4 separate regions of the Homo sapiens genome follow, and regions 1, 3 and 4 are each linked to region 2. A link is a loop called in an ENCODE intact Hi-C map of the cell type or tissue named here. Cell type or tissue: heart right ventricle. All regions are shown on one strand. Region 1 overlaps LOC101928421 (a long non-coding RNA gene). Region 2 has its middle 170 kb from the start of TBX20. Region 3 has its middle 160 kb from the start of HERPUD2. Region 4 overlaps TBX20 (T-box transcription factor 20).

Region 1 (2,500 bases), 200 kb before region 2:
TATGAAGGATATTTCATAATGATAAAGGGCTTGCTTTACCAGTACTATACCGATGGCTGAGGTATTTGGGCTGTCTGTGAGGCTCAGATGGGCTGCCTGTGGCCCTGCCTCACCTTGGAGATGGCCCAGGAAGCTAACTGAGACTTGGAGTTGGTCGAAGAGGAGCCAGACTCTAAATATTTGAAGATTGTGTGCGTATGTGTGTGTGTGTTTAGGGGAAAACATGAGAGGTAGAGTACTATTCAAAAGGACAAGAAGTGGAACATTTTCTTTTATAAATCAAATAAATGGTGGCTCTGAGCCTTCCCCCACCTCCTGCCTTTTTTGGGTCCAGATTGCTAAGAAATGTTATTAATGATAGCTCACACTTACGACATTATTGCCTTCTAAGTGCTTTGTAGGTATTAATTTATTTAATCCTCACAACAGCCTTAGGAGACAGGCATCATCACTACCATCGCCATTTTACAGATGGAAAAACCAGCAACCATCAGAGCTGGTATTCAAAATAAGCCAATTCAGATTCCGAGTCCCGGCTCCTAACCATGGAGTGGCCTCAGGGTTTTATAGTTTGTCCGGCTCTTTGGATGAACATCACACCTCATGGAGGAGAGTCCCTTCCATTTTAACGGCTCCAGGTTGTCATGGAAATCCTCTGTATACAAGAGGGTAAGGAGGAGGATGAGAAGCAATACATGCTTATTGGGACTTTCTATCATCCCAGGACTTATCCAGGTACATTATAACAATGTTGAATACAGTATTAGTCCCATTTTAACTATGAGGAAAATAAGGTTTGGACTGTCAGAGACAGAGCAAGACACATTGGTAAGGGCAGACAAGGGATTCATCTGACTCCAATGCCTCTTCCTTGGTAAACCAGACTGGCTTGTCACACCGTGAAATTAGAGTCAACTTGTTAAATCTTGACAGGTTGCTAAATTATTAATTACACCCCCAGGAGCTGTGACTGGAGCAGCAGGGATGCTATGGCTGCACTGTACTATTTTTAGCACTAGATGGTGCTGTAACACTGCACATCTCTTCCGCGGTGGCCCTTGGAGGAAGGTTACTTCAGGGCTTGGAGACCCTGGAGGGAAGGATGCTACCTTACCAGAGCGTGAAAAAAACATGGAAGACAGGATACTCTCGGGCCCTGAGAAAGCTGGAGACTGTAGCCACCAGGTGGCTCCAGGATGTGCAGTACTGGCGTCTGGGTTTTGCTCACACAACCGTGAACTCCTGGTCCCACCGAGCCCTAGCGAGTGGATTGGAGCACACACCCACCCACCTCCTCAGAGCTCCTACGAGTAGAGGAGGTACCTAGGCACGTGGGAGCTTGGCGCCTTGTTAGGTGCTCAGGATACTGGTTGTCCGGAATCCCAGTGAGGTGCAGTCCCGCCCTTGTGCCACTTTCCCATGCGCTTCCTGCCCCTCTGGGGGCTGCAGAGGCTGCAGAGTTGTCCAGCTTGAGAAACTGTATCAAGGTTGCTCCCTGACGGCCTGGCAACTCGCTGAAGAGCTGCCTTCAGTTCAGAACAGTTTTAGGGAGATTGTCATAAACTCAATGAGTTTAAATGATTTTACACTGACTCTTCAAAAATGTCAAGGTCATGAAAGACAAAGGCCGAGGAACTGCCCCAGACTGGAGGAGGCGGGAGACATGGCAGCTGTGAATGCACCGTGGGTCCTGAACCAGAAAAAGGAGCTCAGTGGGACGATTGGTAACTTTTTGATGCAATCTGTCGGTGAGCTAATAGTATTGCTTCGATGTTAATTTCTTGGTTTTGATCACTGTACTATAACTATGCAGAGTGTTAACATTTGGGGAAGCTGGGTAAAGGGTATGTGGGAATTCTTTGTGCTATTTTTGCAACTTTTCTCATCAAGTTGGAAATTATTTCAAAATTGAAAGCTAATAAAAATTACAAAAATGTTCTTAACATTATTATGGAATATTTCAAACATATAGAAAAATATAGAGAATAAGCCTGGCCACTTTTACAGGTGGCTCAAAGGTACTGTTGGCACCAGACAGAGGAATGAAGTTCCTGTAGGAGTTAAGCATTGAGCTCTGCTGTCTCGCTTTCTGTGTCCAGAGGTGGCTCCTGGTAGTTGAATTAGACCATTACATTTTGGGCAAGAGCTATTTAAATTTTTGGCAGCCTCTACTTTAGAATAAATCAGCAGACAATCCACCTCTATGGCCATAGTATTTGCTTAGTAAGATAACACCTTATTCCAACGCCCTACTTAGCAATTCTCTTGGGAGACTTTTTTTTTTTCCAGACCTTGTCTTTTATTACAGGGATCTAATCATTACTGTCTAAAACAAAAACATATAGATAAAGATGGCCCCAATTGCTTAATGCTGCTTTTGATATTTTTCTTTAACTTCTTTAACTTTCAAAAATGAACTTTTAATTTTAGAACAGTTTTAGAGTTTCAGAAAAATTGCAAAGATGATACAGAGTTACCATATTCTCTGCAGCCAGTTCCC
Region 2 (2,500 bases):
TGCCCCACTTCACCCTTCAACTGAACAAACCTAATCTCTAGAAAGGTACTTCTTCTGTATCCCACATTTTAGCCTTAGAAAACCAGCCCCACCTTGTCCTATTGGAATGAAGTTAGCTTTTACAAACCTCAGCAGTTCCTGAGTAATCTACTGCATGTCCCTTGTCCTGACAAAGGATTTCTCAGACATAGCTGAGAGGTGTGTTTTCTTTTATCGGCAAGAAAACTTACTTATTTTTTCTCTGATGCCCTTTGATTTATTTCCATTGAACACCTATAAACAATTCACCACCTCAATGCTAAGCACATTTATAGACTAATTCAGTATTTCTGAGGCCTTTTGTAGGCATCTCATATCTGCTCCTTGAGTAACAGAGGCAGCTGGGGCAGATTAAATGCAGTAATTCCTGTGAAATAAATTAGAATTTCTTGGATTCCCTATGAGTACAAATTATTTTGCTCTATCTTGTTATTTTAAAGGAAATAGTAAATGTCCTATTTGTGTGGCACCTGTGGATTTTTTTCTCAAAGGAGAAGGTGCAGATACACCTGAGTGCTGCCTTCTCTGTTTTACTACTCAAAGCATAAACATTGAAGACTTTTTAAAGACAGTCAATAAAGAACAATAGTTTAGTGTGCTGACATATGCTTTTTGCTTGTTTGTTTTGAGACAGGATCTTGCTCTGTCATTCAGACTGGAGTGCAGTGGTGAGATCTCAGCTCACTGCAACTTCCATCTCCCAGACTCAGTTGATTCTTGTGCCTCCACCACCTAAGTAACTGAGACTACAGGTGTGCACCACCATGCCTGGCTAATTTTTTTGATGTTTTTTGTTGAGACAGGGTCTTACTATGTGTCCCAGACTGGTCTTGGCTTCCCGGGCTCAAGTGATCCATCTGCCTTGGCCTCCCAAAGGCTGAAATTACAGCTATGAGCGTGCCCAACTGTAAACTGATATATGTTATTAGAATCTGCACCATATCCAAATGAACTTTAATTTTCTTCCACTCTTCAAGTTTGGAGGAAGAAACACATCATTTTTATTGCTGGTGTCAATTTTTAAGAAAAAAATTTCACTTTAACAAAACCAGGATTTTAAGATGAAAACAAAGTAGAATCAAACAAAAAGAAACAACAATTGCCACCCAGCTCCCCCGCTCAAGGAAAAACACCTGTGCCGTTGCTCAGCCACAGGATCAGTCCAGGCCTCCTGTGGCCACTAGCTGCAGTGGTTGGTTGTGTGCACTGCACTGCCCTCTGCTGGGTGGGCCAGCTCACATCTTACTTTTTTTTTTTTTTTTTTTTAATTGTGGTAAGAGTGCTAAACAAGAGATCTACCCTCTTGACAGATTTTTAAGTGCACAATACAGTATTGTTAACTATGGGCACAAAATTGTTCAGCAGATCTCTAGAACAAATTCATCTCATATAACTGAAATTTTATACCAGTTGAACAGCAACTCCCTGTTTCCCCCTTCTCCCACCCCCTGACAACCACCATTCTACTTACTGTCTGTTTCTATTAATCTGACTACTTTAGACACCTAATATGAATGAAGTCATGCAGTTTTTTCCCTTCCGCGGCAGGCTTATTTCACTTGGCATAACGTCCTACTGGTTCATCCATGTTGTTGCATATAGCAGAGTTTCCTTCTTTTTTAAAGCTGAATAATATTTCGTTGTATGGATATACCACATTGTCTTTGTCCATTTATCTGTCAGTGAACATTTAGGTTGTTTCCACATCTTGGCTATTGTGAACAGTACTGCAATGAACACAAAGGCTCACATCTTAATTCCATCTCCTCTGAGGCTTTTATCTGGAGTGGCCCATTTGATCTCTGCATTTGCCACTGTAGAGCCTGGGGCTTTGTAGTGGGACTAGGAGCTCCCATATACCCTATATCCATAAAAGTATGCTGCATTGCTTGTCAGGGCAAGGACCCTCCCTCTACCCTCCACCCAAGGATGAGACAGAAAGGGAGAGGACTTCAGCAATATTCATTATTGCTGATGAAGGTCACTGGGGTTGTAAAAGAAGGAGAAAGACTAAGACCGAGAAAGTCTGATGAGGGTTATGCTGGAGGTATTTGGGAGTGACAAGAAGGGAAGTATAATTTCAGAGGCCTGGCAATAAAGCACTGGAGAAAGGATATTTGGAAAATAACATTGGAAAGGGGCCCTTCATATCAAGCCACGAGAACAGGGCAGTAGATATACCCTGCTACCTCCTTGCTGGACAAGTATGTACCACAAATGAATCAGGCAAGTCCTTAAGGAATATCTAATCTACAGGGAAAACGAAACATGTGGACAGAAAACTCTATTCCAAGGTAGAAGTTTGTGTTGCCAGGGAGCCATGATTAATGTGTTCTCAGAGTTTAGAAGAGGAGAAAGCCCATGTGGCTGGGGGAGGATAGGAGAGGCCTCGTGGTGAAAGTAGGATTTTAGTGCAGACTTGATGAGCAAGGAAGACTGGATATGGAGAAGACCAGTCTTT
Region 3 (2,500 bases), 110 kb before region 2:
GCCATGCGAAGGTTTCAGCAGAAAGCTTTGTTTGAATTTTACTACAGGGTGCTGTGGGAGGAAGGAGAGGTTGGGGGGGCCACCATGCTGTGCAGGGGCGAGCCAGGGAAGATGTCTTGGAGGCGCTGGCCTTGAAGATTGAGGGCAAATCTAGGGAAAGAGCATTCCAGTCTCTCTAGCCTCAACAGAGAACCACAGCACAGCAAAAGCTTGTTCCTCTGCCTGGATTCAAGCTGTCTGTTCCCACGGAGGGAGTATGTGCTGACTGGTTGGAATCGCAGTTCACCTTCCTATGGAAAGGATGGCTGTCAAGCAGTGACTTCTAAGGCAAGTTCTGAGAGCCTAGGCTTGGGTGGATGGTTGCCTGATGGTTCTCATTGTAGGAGAGGGCCGCATGGCATAGAGCAGGGAGCTTCCACCTTCCGGAACAACAGCTCGGCAACGTGTTGGCCCATTGGCAATTGGTCATTAGTAATTGCTAAAGGACCAACGGTTTGTGGACAATTCACTTGTCTTATAAATTAGCACATAGGCAAAGATTGCTGTATGATAATTGCACCCATGCACATGTGTTTCCCCTTCATCGTTCCAGAATAAGGGGTAAAGAGGGTGAAATGAGAAGTTCAGGGATGTGCATGATTTGCAGATTTTTAGACTTGCGGAGGCCTCAGGGAGCAATCTTACTGCTGAAACCTTATTTAGTTGTGTCAACTGCAGTTAGGGCTTGTGATTTCTGATACTGCTGGAAGTTTTATTTTCTTTTCAATTGTAACCTAGGGATACATTTTTCATAAGATGAAAGGAGGGCACAGCTGGTGGCCGAGGGAGGGAGCAGACCATCTGCCTGCAACTGTGGCTCTGGTCTGGGAAGGTCCTGTCCCTTGTGTTGCAGCCCACACACAGTTGAGAACCAAGGTGCTCCGTAGGGGCCCCAGGACTGGTGATTAGGAGGCTGAGCTCCTGGCCCATTTCTGCCCTATCCTTAAACAAACCACTTGTGCTCTCCAGGGCTCATGGACTCCGCAGAGGTTGTGTGAGGCCGCACTATAGACGCGCGAGTCGGTAAAAGGGCCATTGCCGCGCTGCCAGCACTAGGTGGCGCCAGTGCCCAGATGATCCGCACTGGCGGCGCGTGGTACCGCCCAGCGCTAAGGGCTGAGTCCGGATCAGTAAAACGAGCAGTCCTTAGCGTGAAGTTCGATAGGTGTCTGTCGCGGTGGTCTCTGCCTTCGGTCTGTCCCCTCCCCAGACCCCCCGCGTGCTCCCACTTCCCCTACACCCCGCACCTCTCATATGTTCCAGGCAGGGATGCGGCTCACCCGGCAATGCTCTGCCCCGGGGGGTGCTCGAGTCCTATCCCCCAACTCCGCCCCCCCGCCCCCCGCCCCGCCCTGCCGCGGGCCCAGAGTCAGCCTGGGCGGTCCTGAAAGCAGGTCCCCAGTCCGCACTTCTTTCTCCTTCGGGGTTTGGGTGTGTCTGTGGGCTTTGTTTTCCAGGTGTGTCTCAGTCCTCCAGTTCAGAAGGCGGTGGCTGGGAGGAAATGACCTTGGCCTTCTGGGGGTTCACTTGGCCTAGGGCCCTTAACATATCCTGCAGGTCCCCGGCTGTCATGTGCCCCTTATCGGAGTGACATGGGCAGGTTAGCCAGCCTCCTTGGGCCTTGTTTGGGGCCAGACTACATCTACTTTGCGGTGAGGATTTACTGAGGCAGCCTGTAAAAGGCCCCTTCCCAGTGCCTAGTTCAGAGCAGAGATCAATGAGTATCATTCATTCACTCACTCATTCACTCATGCCAGGATATGAGCAGTTCCCACCCTTACTCCGGGGTGTGCAGGGAAGGTGCCACCCACTAGACTTTCCTTTGGTGGCCTGGGAGAGTCTGACATCTCACGGGAGAGAGCGGCTCTGCTTCCTTCTCCACAGTTTGGGAAGGTGCTGCCGAGGCCTTAGCTGCCACGACGTCGTGTTTGGCTTGGCAATAGGGAGGATTTCTTGTCCTGGACTTGGCTTCTCTTCTGATTTCAGTCATGGGTTTGGGCCGTGCAGCCACTGGGAGCAGCGCCCTGTTGTCTAGAAGGTTGTTCTGTGTCCCATCTCCCACTGGCACACAGGCAGTCACTGCGGCAGGTCAAAGGGCCAGGGCCAGAGTCCCCAGGTTGCTGTGGCCTAACTATGAGAGTGTGCTCAATGCGAGGGATGGCTGACCTTTTAGACTGATTGGTTTCAGAACTGCAAATAATAGGAGTGATTCATGACCCTCTAGTGGACTCTGCTATCTGTAACTAGAACGTGGATTTGGGTAGGAGGAGCCCTTGGTTGGTGAAATAGAATCAAGCTCCTGTGTGTCTTGGGGTGGAGGTTGGAGGGGAGCCCCTGGCTGGTGCTGTCAGTCCTTGGTGGGCCTCAGAACTTGGCCCACCCAGTGGTGTCTCCAAACAGAAATGGAAACCCAGCTTCTTGCCTGGACTCTTTACCCTTACATTGGAGAGGCCCCCTGGGG
Region 4 (2,500 bases), 220 kb after region 2:
CCAAGTGCTGGGATTACAGGTGTGAGCCACCGGCCCCGGCTCCGGCCCCATACACTTTAAATGTGTGCCACTTTTTGTATTTTAATCATATCTCAATATAGTTTGTTTGTTTCAAGATCCCTAGTTGATTCAAACATACACACAAATTTGAGAATCACTACTCTAATCCTTCAAGTCCCTGATTTCACCCTGCAGAGGCAACCTCTTCTAGGCAGTTTCTTGTTCTGGAAACTGGAACATTCTAGAAATCCTGTGCACATGCAGGCATATATGAACATACATATCCTGTGTTCTAACTTCACAAATGGTAGCATACTTTACATAACATTCTGTATTTTACTTTTTTCACTTACTATATCTTGAAAATTATTCCATATCTATACATATGGAATGACCTCATTCTTTTTGACACCTATGTGTTAATGCAGTGGATCTGGATCCTAATTATTTTGACTATAAGAGGTGGTACTTTATTCTTACTCTAAAATAATTTGAGAATAGAGATGTAACTTAAATAGTTGCAGAGTTAATTTTCCTTTTAGGCATATCCTTAAGTCCTCATAGTCATAGTCATACTATATATTATAAAATGCCTTCATCTATGTGGGTATATAAGCTTTCTACAACACCAAATTTACTATGAATTAGGTAGTAATTTTTCACAGGTAAAGTTTGCATATTTATGTGAAATGTTGACAAGTGTTAACATTTTAAAAAGTTATTATGACATTTTATTTGCTTTGCTTATTCCCTCAATATGAAATGTGGTGTTTGGTTGTCCTTCCTCATTTAACACATATTTTATAAGTCTTCTTTTGTCCTTTGCTGGTCAATTTGGCATTGGTCTTTGGGCCACAGCTGTTCCAGAAATGTGTGCCATGCAGACTAATCTGTTATCAGTATGCACTTTTGGCGAACAAATTGGCTAAAATTGTACTGGCTTTTTTTTTTTTAAAAGCAGAAGGTCAAATTGTCCAATGCCAAATTTTTTTTTTATTTTTTAAAGTTAACCTCACTGTTTGGTTGATAGACTATGTTACAGGAGGAAGACCATCTACAAGACAATGTACCAATTTACCTAGAGGCTAAAACTCCTTATTGGTCATTTGTGTTTTCTTCATGGGTTTTTTGTAATTTTCAGTCTTACAGCAACAAGGATCTTAGTGTTCATTACCCAAACTATCTATATTGTACTATAATCTATGAATTTGTTTGATTTCTTGGTGAATATTAGAGTCTTTCGCTGACTAATGATAATTTGAACTTTTTGCCAACATTTCATTGGTTGTTGGATCAGTGCAATTTGTATCAACTGAGTATTTGTTTTGTATTTGTTAGCTGATGAAGTCAGTAAGAAGAGTCATTGCAGCTCCTTGCAGTAAATTCATTCACTCATTATTTTTCACATCATGGAATTTCATATTCTTGTGGTCAGGTTTCATAGCTCCTGTTCACCCCTTTGTCCTTCATTTTAAAGTATTTCAGGGGATTGTCCTTGTCCTAGTCAGTCATGTTTGCTTGCAGTCATACACCTGAGGTCATGTCTCTGAGGAGTCACTGTACAACAGAATAAATGTACATGTTTTGAATTTCATCTTTCTGTGCAGTGGTTGCTTTTTGGCTGAGAAAATGGTTTTACTGATTAGTGAGTTACCTCTAAGACCTCTCTGTATCTCTGAGTCCTTTACATTTTACTTAACCTGTGATATGTCACTCTAACCTAGGGAAAGTGTGGAGAGCCTGATTCAAAAGCATTCCTATGCACGCTCACCCATCCGTACCTACGGAGGAGAAGAAGATGTCTTGGGGGATGAGAGTCAGACAACCCCAAATCGAGGTAAGGTAGTTTCCAAGGCCATGGAATTGCTGGGAGGCAGAGCACCTAAAGGAGAATGGGGGCAGGTCGTTGATGAGATGGCCAGTCCTCAGAGTACACGATGCCGGGAAAGGATTTCAGGAGCCTCCTTGGGAAGGGAGAGCCCCGACACTGATCCTCACAGATTTCATTATTTTGCCTTTGAATCATAGGCGATGATGCTGCCTGCAGGTTTCCTATGGTTTGTTTTTTTTTTAAGTGAAAGAATACTGAGCCTTTGAGTCAGGGATCAGGAGTTACTTGTCCATGACTTAGTACATAAGAGCTGTTGAACTTTGGGGGCAGTCACCAAGTCCTTCTGAACCTCAGTTTCATAATCTGAAAGTCAGGGAATATATCTGTTCCATCTATGTCAGGTATAATTTGTTAGAATCAAAGACCAAAATAGAAAACACTTTTAAAAGAGGATTGTCCTAATGAAGGATATTACATAGAGGAAGTGGCCCCAGTGTTGACAGCAGGAACTGAACAAAGTTTCTCTGTTCCCAAGGCTTAGAGAGCAGCCCTCTGCATCTGGGAAGAGAGTCCAGAGAAAAGAGCCCAGAGGGGCTCCATTCTGGGAACAGTAAAGTTCGTATGGGGAGAGAGTCCTCTGCATTGTTTTATGTCCTTAATATGAAATTA

Evidence for each region. A loop is a pair of places that touch in the nucleus more often than their neighbours do. Peaks named below come from ENCODE experiments on the same cell type or tissue, not always from the same donor. Only the 100,000 strongest peaks of a DNase experiment are listed, where the experiment ranks them.
Region 1: a loop joins it to region 2, with 6 times the contacts of the local background. A loop is called at or near these places in 61 of 110 quality-filtered maps.
Region 3: a loop joins it to region 2, with 3 times the contacts of the local background. A loop is called at or near these places in 63 of 110 quality-filtered maps.
Region 4: it touches region 2 in a loop (2.7-fold over the local background); 6 of 110 quality-filtered maps call a loop at or near these places.

Annotation. Positions count from the first base shown.
Region 1 is chr7:35,623,287-35,625,786 of GRCh38, reverse strand. It overlaps LOC101928421 (a long non-coding RNA gene), which reads left to right. Exons shown (of 5, transcript XR_007060285.1): 1 at 1-2,500. Among named protein-coding and RNA genes, the nearest start is that of HERPUD2, 71 kb to the left of the region's middle. In heart right ventricle, CTCF peaks have their summits at 822 and 1,022 (motif pointing right); DNase peaks (open chromatin) are centred at 1,068 and 1,293.
Region 2 is chr7:35,423,818-35,426,317 of GRCh38, reverse strand. No RefSeq gene overlaps it. Among named protein-coding and RNA genes, the nearest start is that of TBX20, 170 kb to the right of the region's middle. In heart right ventricle, CTCF peaks have their summits at 1,046 and 1,250 (motif pointing left); a DNase peak (open chromatin) is centred at 1,243; H3K27ac peaks cover 364 bases.
Region 3 is chr7:35,536,201-35,538,700 of GRCh38, reverse strand. No RefSeq gene overlaps it. Among named protein-coding and RNA genes, the nearest start is that of HERPUD2, 160 kb to the left of the region's middle. RefSeq lists a silencer at 1,089-1,158. In heart right ventricle, CTCF peaks have their summits at 885 and 1,097 (motif pointing right); a DNase peak (open chromatin) is centred at 1,090; H3K4me3 peaks cover 570 bases.
Region 4 is chr7:35,203,807-35,206,306 of GRCh38, reverse strand. TBX20 (T-box transcription factor 20) reads left to right here. Exons shown (of 8, transcript NM_001077653.2): 7 at 1,725-1,837. Among named protein-coding and RNA genes, the nearest start is that of TBX20, 49 kb to the left of the region's middle. In heart right ventricle, no CTCF peak of the experiment used is centred here; no DNase peak of the experiment used is centred here; H3K27ac peaks cover 2,406 bases.